Linked DNA regions of Homo sapiens: all the other regions are linked to region 2. Evidence: chromatin contacts called from ENCODE Hi-C data. All regions are on one chromosome and are shown on one strand. Each heading gives the region's core, a stretch centred on a gene start or an enhancer-like site at or near the end of the contact. The rest is flanking DNA. Distances are from core to core; before and after follow the strand shown.

Evidence for each region. A loop is a pair of places that touch in the nucleus more often than their neighbours do. Pooled maps may share reads with other maps.
Region 1: a map with no recorded cell type shows a loop between it and region 2 (2.2-fold over the local background). The contact joins the promoter of ATP6V1G3 here to the promoter of LINC02789 in region 2. A Hi-C loop is called at or near these places in 1 of 37 single-sample maps with no recorded cell type.
Region 3: a map with no recorded cell type shows a loop between it and region 2 (2.7-fold over the local background). The contact joins the enhancer-like site here to the promoter of LINC02789 in region 2. A Hi-C loop is called at or near these places in 3 of 37 single-sample maps with no recorded cell type and 3 of 50 pooled maps.

What each region holds. Positions count from the first base shown.
Region 1 is chr1:198,538,883-198,543,686 of GRCh38, forward strand. It overlaps ATP6V1G3 (ATPase H+ transporting V1 subunit G3), which reads right to left and starts at 1,798. Exons shown (of 3, transcript NM_001376861.1): 1 at 1,687-1,798. The coding sequence starts at 1,768.
Region 2 is chr1:199,145,756-199,150,737 of GRCh38, forward strand. It overlaps LINC02789 (long intergenic non-protein coding RNA 2789), which reads left to right and starts at 2,843. Exons shown (of 4, transcript NR_147896.1): 1 at 2,843-2,982. The region is part of intron 1 of LOC107985243 (a long non-coding RNA gene); the gene reads right to left.
Region 3 is chr1:198,620,223-198,625,270 of GRCh38, forward strand. No RefSeq gene overlaps it. Among named protein-coding and RNA genes, the nearest start is that of PTPRC, 16 kb to the right of the region's middle. Within about 2 kb of position 1,434, at least 10 of the 41 ENCODE cell types and tissues checked have a DNase peak (open chromatin) inside an H3K27ac peak, as active enhancers do.

The DNA of each region.
Region 1 (4,804 bases), core at 548-3,047, 610 kb before region 2:
CCCTGTCTCAAAAAAAAAAAAAAAGAAGAAGAAGAAAAGAAAACCCTGAAATTTTTAAAAAGGGAAAATTCTCTATGCCGCTTCAACCACAGGTCCTGAACTGCTTTGTTTTCTATAAAACTACTCTACATTCATATCATCTTGCAACTATTTCCACACTTCGTTGTAGAAAAAGAAATTGAGAAATAGGTAAAGTTTGCCTTCACTATCTTTCTTCTTCCTTTCCTCTTCTATCATCTCCACCTGGAGTCATTCCTTTTATGTTGTTGATGCCCACATTGCTGAGTGTTCAGGAAATCTATTTATCTTAAGAAAAGGAAATGATTTTACCTGTGGTTGAAAACTTTAGTGTACCTGCCTTATTTCTGACTGACTTTCTTATGTTGTAATATATTCCTTCATTTCATTCATTACGTTTAAATAATTCAGTACCTACTCCAATCCCATCACTACATTCATCCAAAGAGTTACATAAGTAACATTTTGAAAATATGGCCCCTGTTTTGCCAGACTGAATCTAATTGCAGAGGCAGGACACACAAGGAGAGTGAATGACACTACAAATTATTGTAGATTGAATAATGAGGTGATATGAAATGGGATAGTGAAAAAAATGTCTTGGCCTTGGGAATCTGAATTCCAGTTGTAGATCTGAGACATATTAATTTTTTTATTATGCAAATTGTGTAAATTTTGTAAAGCACAGTGGTTAAGATCTGGGCTTGGAAATTATAGCTCATCTAAATCTTGTCTCTACCATTTACCCTCTGTGTGACCTTAGACAAGTTGTATAATTTCTCTAAGCATCACTTTTGCTTTTTCAGTAAAGGTTGTGAGGAATAAAGATAAGCAATGAGCATGGTGCCTGGCACAATATTTTCTATTTTTAAAATATAACCTTGAACAAATCAGTGACTCCATTTCTGCATACATTGGGAATAATGTTAATATCCTATTCATTTGGCTGTTGTATCAAAGAGAATAGAAAAGGTGTTGAAGTTCATTGAGGACATTCTATATGTAAGTACATGAATGCATGACCAAATGAAAAGAGAGCTGAGTACAGTGGCAAGTGCCTGTAGTCCCAGCTACTTGGCAGGCTGAGGCAGCAGGATCTCTTGAGTCCAGGAGTTGGAGTTCAGCCAGGGCAACATAGTGAGACCCTCATCTCTTAAAAAATAAATTAATAAAAATAAAAAGAGAGGTAGAAAATGAGAATAAAATGAAAATATTTTAAAATATTAGATGTTAAAAAGCTACCAAGAGAGGGATGAGAATGAGCCATTATTATTCTGATTTTATGGAAATGAAAACTGATGCTTATAAAAAATAAGTAATTTGCTCAGGTTTACTCACTAATAAGTAGATTCAATCCAGAGGTTTTCTACCCCCTAACAATGTTGAGAAAACAGGCATGGCATAGCCAAGGCTTAAGCCCACATCTCTATAATCTTAATGTCCATGAACACATGACCTCTCAAAAGGATCTGAATGAGGAAACTTCATCCCTGCTCTAGAAATAAGGAACATATGGCTGGGTAATTTTAATGAATGGGTGAAGGTCTCACAGGGAGTACAGTAAACCAAAGTTTGAAACAAGGTCTGCCTAATCCAAAAGTCTATGCTTATCCCTGCATTCCACTGCTTTGTTTATTTCGTGACAGACCCCTCACAGGTGAGACTTACTCTTCTTGGCTTCCTCTAGCTTGTCCTTGGCCCGTTTTTCTGCCTGAAGAAGCTGGTGGATCCCCTGAGACTGGCTTGTCATGGTAGTCTGCTCCAAGCAAGTGGCTTCTGTGAAATCTGGGAAGTAATGGGTTCATTTATTCTTTTAGAAATTAACATATAACTCAGATTATTGTGTCAACAGCAAGTTCCAAATGCAGCTGTTTCAAACTGGCTTTATTGGGCTGGATAGCTGGGTCCCAAGGAAAGCCCAAGGTGGAATCTAGAAAAACAAGTTAAACCAATGTGCATAAATTGAGAACTTACCATTTCTGCCAATCTTAGCTCTTCTGTATGAGATAAGGAGGTATAAATGAGGTGTTGCATCTACTTATAAATAATGAATAAGAGACCTTTTAAGAATGTTGGTTTCCCTAATCTTCCAAGAAACATTGACATGTTTACTGAGTTTTTCTTTTAAGTAACAAGATCTTTGCTCTTTGTACCTGCAGTACTTTGTTTCAGGTCTTTTTCTTTATTTGTTTCTAGTGATTCAGTTATCTGCTTGGAGAAAACGTGTTAATCTTTTGTTAGGAAAGAGATTCCCTAGCTTTGTGCATAGATGGTGGACTAAGGATTTTTTTCCCCCAAGGTCTCAGGTGACTGGAATAAAAAGATTTCTTTTGGGCATTGTGCTGCTCTTAAGTAATGCTGTAGGTTGAAGTTCCAGGAAGATCTTACTATGGTGACTAAACAATTAGTAATTTTAGTAGTAGTAATCATGATAGAAATAGACTATAACTGTAGGTTTTGGGATTAAGTTAAAATAATTTAAACATGCATTTTATATTATTCAGTGTTTGTGGTGAGTATTGTCCTAAGATAATACAATAAAATCCATCATACTTGATTTGATTCGATCCAGTAGCAATTGGACAAATCAGAATATTGGTCACAGAGAAGAACCACAAAGTATCATTTATATGTATCTAAAATTTTTATTTGAAGTGAAAAGCTAATCTGTTGACTTAGAATAAGGCTTTCCCCCCGATACGATTTGCAGATTGGGGTTTCACGTATTATTGCTTTCATAAACTATACCTCTATTGCCTCATATGTAAGTGCCAGGTTCATTTTCTTTAATAAGGTGTCTGGATTTAAAGACAATTGTAAAACAATCTGGGCACTAAATCTTTTAAGGCTTTAATGATTATTTTCTCCTAATCTTTTCAAGTTGTCTCATCCATATCTGCATGCCTACATTATGTGTGCATTTTCAGCAAATATTTTCAAAAGGAAAAACTTTTCCACAGGATCACTTTTACTTTTTTTTTTTTTTTTGAAGTCACATTTAATCAGCTTATAAAGTACTTAATTTGTATTGCGTAATTAAATACCTGGTGTAACTGGGATAAACCGATTTTCGAACAAGCACAACTCTTGTATGATCCCTCCAGACAAAAAGATACAAGGTGGCTTAACAGGAAGAAGTCCTAGAGAGGAAAAAGCCTTTGGGAATAACCCAAAATGGAGACTTAGAATGAATTTCATCCTCTCCTGACCCTCAAAAAATTACTCTCTCAGTGAAAAGGAGGGATAGAAAAATCTACCCAGAAGCAGAGAAAGATGACAAAGAAGAAGCTTCTCATCTCAATCTGGACTCTGGATGGAAAAAAAAAAAAAAGAAGTAATCACAGTCCCAAACTTATGTGGGTTTGAACTGCCACAGCCTCTGCAGAGATAAAACCATACTGAACACACTTTTACAATCTAAATTGCAAAACAAATGAGAAAGTAAAGTTGAGGAGAGGTAGATAGTGTAGCAGTAGATAGAGGTAAAAGCCTGGCTGGAGAATTTGAACTTTATTATATATCCAATGGATTATTATCATACAAATGGTTTACTTGCTATAAGAGTTATTCCTTTGTTTTAATCAAAGCTGATTCCTAATGTGACTTTTCACTTACAAACTCAAACATTGAAGGATAATAACACTTTAAAAAATTCTATTATAGCCAAGATTTTGAATTTATTCTTTAAATGTTTTGTATTACTGAGCATCAATGGGACAAGCTTTTCTCCTTCTATTCACTAATAAAATATCAGCTAGGTTCCAGAAACTGGGTATGATACTTTACAATTATGCATATTTCCATATTTAACTAATTTGATTCTTACATAGGTGTTATTATTACAAAGCACAGCAATTTTATCAGTAAAGAAACTAAAGCCCCTATAAAATAAGCAAGACGAGTGGTCAGGGAACTGTGGCTCAGAAAACCTGAGTGACAGGCCCAAGGTCAGGTGGCTTCTGAGTAGAAGAATTGTTCTCATGGTCAGTGTTCTTGCTGCTGAACAATGCTCTCTTTCTTTCCAGGAAAATTTTCTTCCAGGTTTCTCTTCTTTTCCTAATAAAAAATATGGAAGAAAACAAAGAATACCAATTGACATTTCACTCTGTGTAAAATTATTAAATATATGAATCAATTTAAATGCTGTGTGCTTGAATAATTAATAGGAAAAATATCAAAACAAAGTGAAATTTGACTTAATCTAAGTCTCCTTGATTGGAATTAACATTTTAAACACCTAGCGTTTTTCCTATACCATTTATTTGGTACTACTTGTTCTGGCCTTACTATTTATTATATTCTACTTTATTTTGTATATTTATATACCTAGAAGTAAAAAAAAAATAAGATTTCCTTCTAATTTGAGCACTTATACGTCACTTTTTATTTCTAAGTTAATTAAATGGCAATGTTGATGGTTTCTATGTGTTAGTATATAAGAAACACAATTTATCAGTATTATTACTTATTGTATATTATTGGTGTTATTTTATTATTATTTAAGTTTCAGTGATAAACTGAGAATTAAGTTATATATTTTTATAAAAATCTCACAATGTACAAAGGATTTGTTTTATCAGATAAGATAGAGAAATGGATGTTAGTCACAGTAGCTTTATAAAAAGGAAGTGTAAGAATCAGTATAGTGTATATTTAGGTCACTGCTCTTTGATTCTCTTTCCTAAATTATTTCATATTTCATTTTTATCAGTGAAAATGTAAAAATGTTACTAACAATGATAAAACCTTGAGAAACAAAATCTGTGCCATTTGGAAAAATTTTGAA
Region 2 (4,982 bases), core at 1,593-4,092:
TAAATAGTTTGTGAAATTATGTTCCATTTGTTCCAAGGGAAAATGATAAAGCTTGACTTAAAAGCTTTAAACTTCATTTGGAGAACCAAGGCAATTGCAACTAAAGTGCAAAGCTGTACATACAAATGCTCTCAATTATATGACCCATTTCATGATTTCTATGGAAAACCTGGAAAGAGACAAGTGTCAGCTAAATTCTAAGAAATCTTTGTGACTGTGATTTCTCAGATCTAAACCTTACAAAGCAAGATGTAAATGCAATAATTCCTGAGAAAATAATTCAAGACCATGCTTGATTGACAATGATTCAATAGTATCATACATGTCTTAGTTTATTACAGAACCTCTAACAACCAATGGGTCTTGCCACTGTTTGCACATTTTTGTTCATCATAGAATTTCTCTGACTCATTATTTTCTTAACACTGTGTAATTTTGGTTAGCAATTACAGCCAACAGTACTATAAGATACAGCTTATCAGCAAAATAAAAAACAATCAAACAAACAAAATCTTAGAGCCCATGTAGCAATTAACATTTGGCTGGAAAATAAGTGCTAGATTTTGATCATAGAGAGAACAATTTACTTGGTTGTATTTTTTTAGTTGGCTTATGGGGAGAGTGTTTTATTAGAGTCCATTATATTACTAAAACTTATTTTAATGGATTTGAATATGATTTTAAATAAATAACTTTTGTTTATACGTATATGTTTTCAAAAGACTGGAAGAGTTTTAAGGGTAACCTGCTTGTAATAGTTTAAGTTGTAGCACCACTTCACAATTCAGAATTAGAAGTGAAAAATTACATTTATGTTACCGTCAGTTTAACCCTAAAATAATTAAAATGGAGAAAAAAGAAAGAGCATATATAATAAATCAGAAAACATTTCCAACCTTAAAGCCATGATCTAGGAAGATGAAATGGACAGAATGGAACAAGATGATCCATAAACTACTGCAGAGAGGAACATTAACGAAAAGCAAGCATTGTATCTCTGGAAGTCTCAAGAACAATTAGACCATTAGTACCTTTCCCAGCTCACCTCCCAGAATATTAGCACCCAGACTGGTAGTCCAAAAAGATAAGACCGAACAAATCTTTGGAGCACAGGAATAGTCCCCAAAAATGGAGCCAGAGATCTTGACATTTAGGAGCCACCCTCACAAAACCAGCCTACCACTCAACAAACACAGCTGAGGAACACAGATTTTCTAGCTTTTAAAATAACTTCATTATAAGGTGAATCTGCAAATCACTAGGCTTTTGAAGCATGCCGCCAACATAAATAAGCAAATACAAAAAGAAAAAAGAATAAAAGCAAAAGAAGATGAAGGAGATTTAAGAGAACATGTAAAAATTCAAGAAAAGTGTGAAAGAACTGTAATTAATAAAGTAACATATAATAGGCAGAAACACGGTGGTTGAAGCAATTGGCCCTGGCAGTGAAGAATATTTTATAGTTGACTTTGTTTAGAATTTACTGATGCATGGTGATGATAAAAATGAAAACTGATATTTGGTCAACTCTAGTATTATTCTAAAACGTTCTTTATTCTAAAACGTTCTACAATAAACCCCTTATTATCTGTACCCAAAAGAGATTGCTCCTACCAACCATCCCTTAATGTGCTGCTAAGTTAATATCCTCAAAGCAATGAGAGAAGCATTTGTACTCAGTCCAGATTGGAGTAGGTGCATTAAGCACTTCTGAATGACAGTTTTCGAACAAAATCTGGTCCACTAACTGTTATTAAAGATATGGAACAACTTAGTAACACTTCAAGAGAAAACAATGAAATTGAAAAAATTAGATAATTATTAAATACAACAAACTAAAAAGTACACAAAAGGGAATTGTGGTATATTATTGGTGTTAGAAGAGAATGGTACTAGTATTCTCTACTAGTAGAGAATACTAGTACTACTATTCTCTACTAGCCACTGGGTGCAGTGGCTTACAACTTAATCCCAACACTTTGGGAGGGGGAGGGGAATCACTTGAGCCCAGGAATTCTAGACCAACCTGGGCAACATAGCAAAACCATGTTTCTATTTTTAAAAAATAAAATAGAATAATATTACATAGTAAAAATAATGGCAATATAGAATACGGATAAGAACATAATGTAATCTTACAGTTATAGGAAGTGCATGCATGGTGTCAAAAATTAATATATCAAAAAGCAACAATCATATATTTCATAAACATGGAGGTATAGTTGAACAAATATCCCAAAGAAAGTGGTTGTACCTGGGGATTGGAATGATTGGGACTCAGAGAGTAGGGGTAACTACTTTTTATTATGGGCTTTTTGGGCATAAATTAAATGCATATATTACTTTGATTAAACTCAAAAAGTGAAGATTATATGGATTTAATTAGAACAAAGCTATAATAATGACATAAAACATTTCCTGTAACTCTATAGGCTGTCAGACAATGCAGAAGTTAAAAAAGTCACATTTGGCACGTTTATTTCACACTACATTATTCTATTTTATAAAATTTAAAAAATTCTGTAATTCTGAAAAACATTTGTTATCGGAATGAAAGATAACATAACTAGTCTTAGATGTAGAATTCTTTCATAAATTAGAAAAAGACCACCTTTATCTTTAATTAATAAATTTTAAAAGTTATGTTTAATTTAAACTTAAGATTTTTATATAGTATACTCTTTGATAATACATAATTTGGAAGCAGATTTTTTAATTTTAAAAAATAAATGTGTAAAATAAGTATGCATTTTTAAAAATCAAAGACTTAACTAGGATTTTATTGTAGAGATGGTATGATCTTTCTGGCTATATATACTTGGAATTGGGCTGGGTCCTAATTGATACATAGGAAACCAAATAACCTAGAGAAAACAATACCCATGAATGATTAGCAAATTTCTTACATATAAAGGAAATGATTTAACTTCAAGAGACTAGAATAAATGAAAACATATTCAAAATTGAAAACGTTAATGGAAGGTAAGTTTGGTTTGCATTTGTGCATTTTATTTTGCAGACTAGAACAGACATAAACTTCTAATTCTGTTAACATTGTAGCAGTTCATGGCAGTACAGGGGAAGACTTTTAGAAAAGAAAAAGATACTGGAGGAAAGGATTGATCTTTTCTGACAGCATGTAACACTTTTTACAGGGTAAACAATAATGCTTAGATTCTTTTCCTTTAGCAGCAAAAAGGCTCTGCTCTCAGTATTTAACAGCAGAATGAACAAAACTTGCTTTATAAAACAAACAAATCCATAGTCTATTTCTGTTTGTTGGTTTTACTATGGTGAATTCCACACAAAAGGGGATTCCTTCCTACTGCTTTAACATAACACATTTCCGTGATTATGAAGTGTAAAAGTGCTAGCCATTTTAGGTCCAAATATTGAGGCTCATTATTGTGGTGAGTTTGAATGTTGACTTATATGAGATTTTCTTCTTCCCTATGCAAATGAAGTGGCAAAATGTTGCTTTTAGGTCGAGATCAGGTAAACTGAGTCTAGATGCATCTAATTCATCTAACTAAATCTAATTAAACTTAATTAAATCTAAGAACCCACTAGATGATGGTAAATCAGTTTTGTAATATCTAGCAATTGCTTTAAAAATTTTTTTTTCTCTCTAAAAACACAGTATTTGCTGGCTCCTCTATTGCTGGATATGTCAGCTATTTACAGAAGACTTTCAGATGAGATCTTGCAGAAAGGATCCCAAAAGGCATTCATTAGGAGAGAGTTAATTATTTGGTTTTACTGTGAAATGGAGAGTTAATTTCTGTCTATCATGGCACCACAATAGTTTTAAGGTCATGAATCATTTTGCGATCATCCCTCACATATTTTCCTCTCAGATGTATACGCTTCCTATTTCATATCCATTGCTCAGATTAGCTCTTCCTTTTGAATTTATTACAATAGACACATTGGGGTTGACTAGTACTTGCTCTATCCTTTCTTGTTAAGAACCCTGTCATCCTGGTCCAACAGCTTTGTATATGATTCAAATATTGCTTTTCACAGAAGCAACTTTTAACATGCAATGCGAACATCCTCATTATGGGAGAGATGAGAACAAATAACAGCATGATATGGCTGTCTTCTGAACTGTGCACTTATTGACCTATTTACCAATTATAGCTTTCTCATTTTAACATTGTGCATTATGGATATTCATCAAGGACAGTAGATAACTCCTATGAAAGTAGAGTCCATATTAGTATGAAATGGAGGTTATATTATTTCCTATAAAATTTACTAAAAGGCAAGCATTAAGAATACAGATACAAGCATATAAGATTGAAAGTCTGAGTTAATTCATAACTATTTCAATGATGCTGTGGTGGACTTGATAGGCTAGTTAGCATTTCAGCATGCATTCAATGCACATTAATAGGGCTATTAATATTATATCCTTATGTTGCTGTTATAAAATGAGAGTCCTTTTTAAAAAAAATTTTCGCACGGTTAACTGACTAGGACTCCAAAAATATCATAAATATTTTGGAGCAATGTTATAAGAGTTATTTGCCCCTAGCACGTTCTAGTTTAGCAACATGAGTGTTAAGGAAACCATGTCAATCCAGTGTCACATCTTTGCCATTTCAAATAAGACAAGTGCAAATAGTTGTGTGTGTGTGTGTGTGTATGTGTGTGTGTATGTGACAAGTTGGATTAAATGTACTTTGTATAATTAAGTTCAGTGAAGTCAGCAGATAATATCAAAAAGGATTAGAAACAAGCCCCTTATCCTCAAAATGTAAAATTTTATTCATAGGAGCCAATTTTAATTTAATTATCTTTTTTTGAAAAGTGCCGAAAATACCTTAAACTAGGGCAGGATTTTTTTTATTACTTTAAAGATATCTTGATTGATACTTTCATCCTTATTTTTTATTCTTTTTGGAGGTATAAATTAAATGGAAATAATATGGAATATATATTAGATCTGACCAATGTGTCTCAATGATAGAAAAATA
Region 3 (5,048 bases), core at 184-2,683, 530 kb before region 2:
TTAGAAAGTCAAGCAATTTGTAGAACACCACTCAGCTAATTAATAGCAGTAAAAAGACTAGATCCTAGATCTTTGATTTTTAGTTCTACCATTCACTATATCACTACTAGTGAATTTTTCTGATGCTTTCTTGAGAGTATGGTCTTTATAGTATGTCAACAATTGTAAACTTGCAGCTAAAATAGCTGATCATATCCGTCTACAGGGAGGCACTACACATTTGCGTGAATACTTCCTCTTCTATTTGAAAAGTGTAGATTTACTTACATTCTTTTAAATATATCAGCACAGACTATCAGGCCGAGGATCACTGTCTTCCAACACAGTAAACATGGACCTGGTTCTTGTGCTCCAGAGAAACAAATGAAAGAGCAGGCCTCAAGGAATTTTGTTCATTGGGATCAGTGGGATCACAAGTATAGATCTAAAGAATGGAGTTCCTTCAGAGCTCACTTCAGGTGGCCAAGATGAAAATATGTACTTTCCTTCATAATATACTTAAGAAGATAAGGTCAGTTTTGTCATTGATCTGGTCCTATTCACCTTGTTTTTCTCTCTTAAATTATTTCTTTACCATTGTGGAGATAATCAACCGCATGGTGTCATCACTCATTTATCTCTAAGCATAACAGACATTTTCAACCCATTTCAGGTGTCCTCAAATTATTCATTTTTTATTTAAATGAAGAATTGTCCAGAGTTAGCATGTAAATATTAGCTAAGGGCAGGATGTGTGTGTGTCATGGAGGGGAGGACCTCTCCTGTTTAGGAGGAACTGCTGGCCCTAATATGCATGTCACATACATATGAACCTTGATCGGCTGTCATGCGGAAGGAATTACACTTCCGCTGGCCTCCCCTACCACAACCACAGGTGGAATCTAAGCTAGGCACTGAACTTGGCTCACACAGCTGTGAGCTTGCGCTGAGTCTCATCCTTTGCTGTGGAACTCCCTCTGCTGCTTCCTGCCCCAGCAAACTCCCCTCTACCCAGCCACTGGAAAGGAGTCCCACAGGAGGGGAGGGACAGTAGAGTAGAGCCCAGCTTCTCTGTCCAACACATAAAAGCTCTGAAAGGCAGTTATAAAAGGCTGAACTGGGAGCAGGTATTGTTAAAAAGGGAACCACTGACTTCCTGTGAGCACATGTTCCTGTCTCACTCTTGCTCTGCAGCACAGTAGAGGCTGTTTAGTTCATCACAAAGGAAGTGCATCAGCACTCCTGAAGATGCTACTCTAAGGGCACCTTTGAGTTGTGGGCCAGGAAGGCATTCCATAGTAAGACGAAGGAAAGGCCAAGTTCCTATTGTTAGCGTCACTATGCTTCTGGTTTTATAGTTTCCTAAGTTATTGCCACAGGTCATGGATCTGTGGCGCTCAAATGTTCGCTCACAAGGTTCACAGCACATTCTTTGCAGTTGCACCACCCAGCTAGGAGGGGCGAAACCAATGGAGCATTTTAGGCAGAGCTCATTTCCGCCCACATCAAAAGTAAGAGAGAAGTTTGTGGAGAGCTACATTTGAGCCCTCCATTAGCTGTTTTACATCTTGTAGGCCAAGGTGACACTTTCTACACTATGTGCTGGTGAGATACCACATGGACAAAATGTTGTAGAGGACCCAGCCTGAAAAATGCTCAGGCTTTAAGTCTGAGCAATCTCCACCACATCTCTACTCCACATCCCACCCCTCCTGGAATTTTAAGTCAGGAGACACATTGTGAGTGCATGGACAAAATAAAGAAAAGAAAGAGAGAGAGAAGAGGGAGGGAGGGGGAGAGAGAGAAAAAGTATATCAATTAAAAGTTTGCTGAAAGAGTCATGACATAAAGAAGATGAAAGAAAAAAACAAATTAGATTGTTACCAAGCTGTACATTCTTTGTTGAGGGAGAATAGAGATGAATTGGTAGCAGAGAGGAAGAAAAAGGAAGCATTTTAAGATGCAAAACAGGAGAAATCAGACTTAAGCAAGAATGGAGAAATAACTACATTTATCCACATCAGCTGTATCTTACCAGTTTGACTACTCTAAATGCTTGGGGATAATCTGGGAGTTTTTCACTGCTCCCCTCCTGCTGACAGTCCCAAACATATTGATGAGGCATTTTTAATAGCTTTCACCTCTGGCTCCTACTACAGCTTCATGTCTTTTTCCTTGGTTCTTATCCTCATCGTGGTGTCATGATTATTGTCCTCTCAGTCAAGCCCATCCTGTGCTACTGACTGAATGATTTTTATTAAAAATAAATTTTCCCCTATGCCTCTCCTGCTTACAATGCCTTATGATCCTTGATTGCTCACAGATTGAAATCCAAATCTTTGAGGATCCCATTCAAGATCTTTCAGTGCCTGAGTATAGCTCGTCTCTCCAAATTCTTCTTCTGCATATTATGTGCCTGCTAAAGAAAGTACTTACAGTTGTTCAAATGAGATGTTTCTTTTGGAAACCTCCCTGCATTCCTACCTGCTAACCCCCTATTTGGAAGTTAATTGTTGTCTTCCCCCACTCAGCTCACAGGTGTCCCCTGTGCACCTTCTACTGCCCACTCAAGCATAGTTGATCACTTCCTCCTTTAGGTCTCAATGCCATGACAATTTAATCACACTCCATTTTCATTATTTTTTATAAGTCTGTTTCACTACTTGGTACTGAGCTTCTGCTTGTAGAATGTGCACTTTGTTCTTACTTATTTTTGTGTTCTTGGGTCCTATTGCCAGTGCCTTGAATATACTAGATATAAGTCTAAAAATATTTGTTAAAGAATAAGTAAATGAATATTTCAGTGGAAGAAACTCTTTTCCCATGTGGGGACTTTGCACTTTCTGTCACAAAATTTGACTTAATCTAACTTAGGCAAAGATGTAATTTATTGGCTAAGAGAAAACGTTTAGGGATATAACTAGATTAGACATACTAGATTGAGTATGCAAACAATATCATATTTCTCTACATCCCTTAGTTCCCATTCCCATGGTTGAATTTAAGCTGCTTTGGCTTTAGACTTAGACTTTCTATGGTAGCAAGGGAAGACTCAAACCCCAGCCTTTCCAATTTTCAGTCCAGCAAACACACATGTACACACACACACACACACACACACACACACACACACACACCCAACAACAAAAAACAGAAGTGAGAATCTCTTTCTGCAAAATGCCACTTAAAATTGCCCAGACTACAATGACTACAATTGGGGTATATGTCCATTGTAGAACCAATTTTTCTGGTCAGGTAAATGCTGTATCCTTATGGGCTTAGACCTGTGCCCCACCTCTATAAACAACTTTTCTGGAATTACAGGGAATGAGAGTGGCAGAGGAGGATGTATTCAAAGGGTTACCAGAAGAGAGAGGAATTGCAGTTGAAATGGCACAAATGAATAGGTCAGTTATAGAGTAGATTACTCTTTATTCCTTTAAATCTAGATTTGAGACATTGAGAGCTTCATTTATTACCTAATTTCTAATGGCAAACTCAGAAAATTCATCTCCTATTTGGTTTTACTATGACTTACACCTTTCAATATGATTTGTAACAAAACTTTGCTGATTTTGATAATGGCATGTATCAATGACACCAAGAAAATCAATTACTAACCAAAATTATTTTATATATTACATGTATATTTATAAAGGCTGAGAGGTAATACTAGTGATGTGGTCACAGAGTTAAAACTAAATGTAGCTTTTCATTGTTGTGTTTGCTTTAAGAGTTGTTTCAGTTATCTACTGTTGCTCAATAAACGACTCCCAAAATTAGGGCTTAAAATAATTTATTATTATTATATCTGATGATTCTTGGGGCTAAGAATTTAGATAGTACCCAGTGCAGATGACTCATCTTGTTCTGATGCTCGGGACCTCAGCTGAGATGACATAAATGTCCATAGGCTGGAACAATTGAGGGCTGGCTGAGTATCTCTTTTCTCTCGTTTTCTCTCTCATTTTCTGCCAAAACCCATCTGCAGCCTGTGGTTGTGCAGACCACAAACAAAAAGGTTTTCAAATTTTTTAATGTTTAAACAAATCTAAAGAAGAAGACTGCTTCTTCATGAGGTGTGAAACATATGAAATTCAAATTTGTGTCTATAAAGATTTATTGGAAGATAGCCACATATGTTTGTTTAAATACCCTATCATCTCTGTAATTGCAGGGTTGAAAAGTTGCAACAAAAACCATATATGATGCAAAACCTAAAATACTTACCATTTGGCCCTTTACAGAAAAATTTGCTGATCTCTACTTTACATGACTTCTCCTTGTGGCTATCTTGGGCTCCCTCACAGCGTGGAAGCCACAGTGTAGTTGGATTTCTTAGTTGAAGGTTCAAGGCTTCAAGAATGAGTATGCAAGAGACAGGACATATAAGCTGCCACTTTTGTTTATAATTGAAACATAATAATTGTACCTGTTTATAAGGTATAGTGTGATTGTATAACAATCAAACCAAGGTGGTTAGCATGTCCACCACCTCAAGCATATCCTTTCCTTATGGAAAGCTGCCATTTTCTCAAGTCTCTTTCTATCGTTCAAGTCTTGTCAAAGAATGTGTGGCCATCCTTAACCTCACACACTTTACCCACAGCAGGAAATTCTGGAGGGCAGAGGGTTTTGTTGAATTGTTTTCCTCCAAGTCAGTGGACCTTTTAACAATTAGGGTTCAATTATCAATATGATAAAATTTATGTCTTTATTTCAAACTTGGGGGAAAAATGCTAGTTTTATCTAATTTACACCTTTAGTTTAAAAATGAGGATCAAATGAGAACTGAAGATTTTAGAATGCTAATAGCTCTTAGTGTCCTAGATTTATTATTCAACTAGATGTTTCCAAACTAGGATAAACTGATGGTTCATCTAGTGAAGAAGTTATTTGTTATTAAATAGCCATCCCCTTGATTTTCTAGTTTATGCCAAATTACACAATATGAAATATTATTAGCTGGTAACTCTTCTTGTGTTCAGGCTGGAGAATGAAGCACCTGTGTGATTATTAGCCAGTGTGCTGACCATAAAGTGGAATGGTCAGCTTCTTTTGACCATTTC